Linked DNA regions of Homo sapiens: region 1 is linked to region 2. The links are chromatin loops, found by intact Hi-C in ENCODE. Cell type or tissue: dorsolateral prefrontal cortex. All regions are shown on one strand.

What was found. Peaks named below come from ENCODE experiments on the same cell type or tissue, not always from the same donor. Only the 100,000 strongest peaks of a DNase experiment are listed, where the experiment ranks them.
Region 1: a loop joins it to region 2, with 2.8 times the contacts of the local background. A loop is called at or near these places in 4 of 110 quality-filtered maps.

The regions. Positions count from the first base shown.
Region 1 is chr4:95,303,655-95,306,154 of GRCh38, forward strand. The region is part of intron 2 of UNC5C (unc-5 netrin receptor C); the gene reads right to left. Among named protein-coding and RNA genes, the nearest start is that of UNC5C, 240 kb to the right of the region's middle. In dorsolateral prefrontal cortex, no CTCF peak of the experiment used is centred here; a DNase peak (open chromatin) is centred at 1,406; H3K27ac peaks cover 2,500 bases.
Region 2 is chr4:95,543,642-95,546,141 of GRCh38, forward strand. All of the region lies in intron 1 of UNC5C (unc-5 netrin receptor C), which reads right to left. Among named protein-coding and RNA genes, the nearest start is that of UNC5C, 4.1 kb to the right of the region's middle. In dorsolateral prefrontal cortex, a CTCF peak has its summit at 1,248; a DNase peak (open chromatin) is centred at 2,130; H3K4me3 peaks cover 2,500 bases; H3K27ac peaks cover 2,500 bases.

The sequences.
Region 1 (2,500 bases), 240 kb before region 2:
AATGAGCGAGACTTTGTCTCAAAGATTTTCAGTTTCTTCCTAAAAGCCATGGATATTACTAAAGTGTTTTAAGCAAGTAGATGACATGATCAGATGAGAATTAAATATATACATATATGATATATAAAATAGATATGTGTGTATGTGTATGTGTACATGTGTATATCTGTGTGTATGTGTATGTGTATTCAATTCTTTATAGTTTAATAAGTTCATAAAAGTTATAATTTCTCAAAATGTTTGATTATAGGTGACAGGAGAGGGTATATTTTCTGGAACTCCTTAAAAACTGTATTTTAGAACTTTCCTTAACACCTAGAAAATATTCAAATGACTAAACACACTCAGGGAAATGAACAACTACCCAATGGGAGTAGGAGCTGTCCCACTGGGGGAACAAACAATATTTCCTATCAAGAGCTGATGAGGCTTGTGTCATAGAAACTACTAAGCTCATAGGCCCATTAATGACTAGCTAAATGGTAATGAAGCCCAAGACGGTGGGTTTTATAATCCCAAGGCGTGACAGGATCCTAAGGGGCAACTCTATTGTGAAAAGCTTATGAAGTACATTCAAAATTATTTCAATGTTTTGAAAATTAGCAATCCTTGTATGTTTATATATTAACCAGTTTAAAAAGAATTTCCAAGTAAGTGGCATATTCCAATCCATCACCCTTCTATGGAAAGAAGATTAGTAGATTATGTTAGCCAATGTCTAACTAATGTAACAATCCTCTCAGCAACAATCCTAGGCCATTAACAAATAACACCACTTTGCCTCCTCTTTCCTGGTCCCTACTCAGGCCTCTCATTTTCTTATCTTATTGTATTTTTTCACATTATTCCAATTCTGGAAATCTATGGGAAGATGGAATCACAACCTCTTTCCCCAGTCCCCATATCTTTCTCTCTCTCTCTTTTTTTCCCCCTACTCTCTGATGTTTGATGGTTTTTCCCTGCTTTACTTATTTATACATTCCCTCTTCATGGGGAAATTCAGTTACTGGAAACAAACCTCTTCCTTTAAGATTACTGTAGTAACTTACAGTCACCAAAGGGCTGATAAATTTGCAATATGTGTTTCCTTAGAACTATAATGGTTCTTTATACGATGCAGAGCAGCAACTAATATGCTCAGGATATTACAACCACATCCAAATATTTGGTGTCCCAAGATGATAACTTCAGGTCTCATTCTCCCCCACTTTTACTTAAAGCAATTACAGGAAGCCTAATTAAATGCTTGAGGAATTCAGTAGGTCCACTGTATCCTTTAGCTCAAATAGGCTCATGGATGGTTCTACTGACCACAAATCTGAAGCCTTTTTAAAAGCCACAGACCAACCCTCCTGCTACAGGAGTTATTCATAGTCTGAATGCTCTGAATTGTTTGGCTCAGGCTCCCTGTGGGCACTGGAGTCAAGCACACACTGATTTTTGTATTCAGCTTCACAGATGTCCCATTCAGGAGGAGCTGAGTTGTGTACAGTTGTCCTATTACATAGCCCAAAGTTTACATTCCAACTTTTGGTCAACAACACAAGAATAAGAAAGAACTGAAGCATGAAGTATCTAAATACTTATGACTCAGAAGAATTCCGTAGAATTGACTGCATTATTCAGACTCTGAGCTACTTGGTTACATGCCATATTTTCATAACCATAGGTAAGTTTATTACCTATGAGAGTTTGTTCATCAGACCAGAGCCTAGTGGTTTGGGTAAAAGTAGATAATATTTTTTCTCTTTGAACCTATAATTTCAAATCTGCTTGAAGTCTGGAGATGGAAAAAGCAAACTACCTTGAATTTGAAATGCCATCAGCATTACTTCTAAGGTGGGTTGCTTTGAAGAGCATTTGGGAACCTGAAATTGGTTTCAGGTTATTTAAGGGTGGGGGAAATGCTTTGGTCTACAGGACTTACTCAAATACAAATGTGTAGTTTCCATCACATCTGATAACATCAAAGATTTCCCATCATGCTGCTTCCTTTAATAGTGGCATCTCAAGGATGCATGCTGTTTGAAGTTTGCAGTGATTTGTTTTTATAATAGGATTTGTTGTAGTTTGGGAGCCAGAGTGCAGGAAAGTAATTAGCATGTTATTCCAAGAAGTCTTATGATGAGTATGAGTGTGCACTTGTTAATAATACATTTCAAATGAATATAGAAATTCAGATTCAAATGCAACCCTCTGATTGGATCTTTGTGAGGTCATACATGAATATGGCAATAAGACCTGATAATGACATGACATTTATTTCTTATTTTTAGCATATGCTTAATTTCATAATAGTGGTAAGGCACCACAAATACTGTTTTTCTAGGATACTACCATAAAGTGAGCACAAATACATGCTTAATCCAATTAAATGATTACTTAAAATAATATCTGTATTTCCCCAAAATGTAATCTACAGTGCTATCAAATAAAGTAAGTATTAAAGTCCATTAATAACAGATATTATGCTAAGTTGCAGAAATGTAAGGATGAATCA
Region 2 (2,500 bases):
TTCCCCAAACCCTTATCAGAAATCCTGGGGTGTACCTTTTTTCTGTAATAGTGTTCATGGATTTATGAAAAGTTATCTTTCAGTATCCCTTGAGAAAATAGAAAGTCAAGGACGAGCTTCTTGCAAGGACTTAACTGGGAGTGACTTAACGTGTCATTTTTAGAACTAATATTAGGTTAATTTTCCCAGAGAGAACAGAAGGGAAGAAAAGAGACTGTGGAAGGGAATGAGATTCCCACAGGCTGTTCAGAGAACTGTACTCTGTCCAGGAGTTTACAATGATCTACTCCGCAGCATCTCTTCAGATAGCTCCATTTCTTGCTTTTGGGGAAGCAGTGTCAGCAGCTATCATCACTCTGAGTTCAAAATTATTGACCTTTAGTTTCTTTTACATCTAGATTTCTTTGCCAACGGTTTGTAGAATTGAAAGTCAAGGAATAATACTTATTTTCTATGAGCTAAAAGCTGCTCTAATTGTAACCTGTAGTATATATTATCCTCATTTTTACATATGAGGAAACTAAGGCACGGAAACGTTAAATGTCTTGCTCATAGTCACACAGCTGGAGGTGCTGGAAGCAGTATTAGGAAACATTGGTAATCACTATGTTAACTGACAGAATGGGCATACACCATTAACAGCTCTTAGCCTGTGCCTCCCCAGAGCCAGATGAAACTTGCATTAAATCTAAGTAAAATGCTGTTGCAACGCAAACTTAGCTTCAAGAACATACAACTTCCAGCCAAATCACTGCTCCCACGTTCTTCTGTGTAGAAATTTTAGAACCCCCCACCCACCACTCACATTAGAATCCTAGCTTCACCTATGTTTACTATCTTCGGATGTCTGAATCCAGAAAGTACTATACCTGTGTCCGCTTTTATACTTAAGAAAGTGAATTATAATTCCATGGTTCTACTTCTGTCTTCCTGTAGGGCTTAAACTGCCTGGTTACATTCCGTTTCTAACAAATAGCATTCAGCCTAGGATGCAATATGAGTGCACAATAATTGCTTAAGAACTTTACTTCTAATACCATACTCTATCCATAGAAGCCATTGTTTCTAATTTGTGAGGAAATGTGAACAGGTTTGTTTTTAACTGCCACAAATATAAAAGTCAAACTAAAAAAATATGTAGGCTAAAACTTCAAGGCAATAGCACTGGCTCAATCTCAACCCCCACAATTTTCCCCATTATCTTCCTAAAGTGGTTGCAGCCTGTAATTTTAATGTTTCTTCTGAGAGTGACTCCCTCTGCTGCTTCTGCAAAGCCATGACCTAAATCAGAAAAGTGTTAAACGCAGTTAAGGCCTAATAGAGCACACTTGCTGTTGGCACTAATTGGAGAACCTAGCATACATTAGAGAACAGTTATGTTTAAGTCTCAACAATAATTCTAAATAAGCTAACAGGGTTTACTTAGCAGAGCTCATGCCTTGTTCATGTCCTTAGGGGGGGTTGCTTAAAATAGACCCATACAAGTTCTGACTAGGACAACCAGCTCCAAACTACAATAGGAGGTGTTCGAGGACCCTGTCTTATTTAACTCTTTACCCTCAGTATCCAGAATACAGGAGTCCAGGGAGTCAATAAATGTCAGTTATAATCTAATGATTCCTAATTCTTTGCAAGTGTTTGAAAAGTTTATTCTTTGAAGATTTTAAGCATTCTCTAAGCTAGAATACACAAAATTATTTTTCTAAACAGAAGTAAACTAGCCTACTTTTCCTTATTGCATATTCCTAATGTGAATTCATAAACTTTCTGTACTCCTACAATGAAAAAGTATACGATAGAATTGTAATGAACTTTAGTTGTCTTCACTGTTGACTGTCTATTTGTACCACACCAATATGCAAACATGCATAAAGGAATTTTTACTCTTTTGTAGGAAGACATATGTTATTTAAAAAAAAAAACTATGAATTAAGATAATAGGGAATTATCCCAATCTAATTAGAGACTTCAGTAATTTTTTGTCCTGAGTTTGGTGGTGTTAACACTCATAACACTAGTTGGAGCTAGATAAGCAGCATATCAATGCTGTGTAGCCCAGATAAAATGCATTTATAAACCAGGAGGGTCCTAATTCAGAAGCACACTGATCTCACACACACGCGCGCGCGCGCACACACACACACACACACACACTGCCTTTTACTAGTAAAATCTTTCATTCTTGGAAGTCACAAACACTACAAATTCCCTGGAGCTAGGAGTTCCCAGCAATCCTGAATGAAACAATTAGGGCATAGCCAGAAAGGAGAAAGTTGTTGCCTACAGCCTAGAGAATTTCCCAAGGACCTATTGAAAATGACTGCTGCCTAAACCACAGTTACAAAACTCAGTACACTCACAAATAATGCCTATTCTATGTTTTATCTTAAATATCTGTTGTTTCCTTGATTATCTCTGAAGATATATATACATACTTCTAATTTTTGCAGTACTTCAGCAACAGAATAAAAACCTCATCCACATTGTAAAGTGCTTAAAG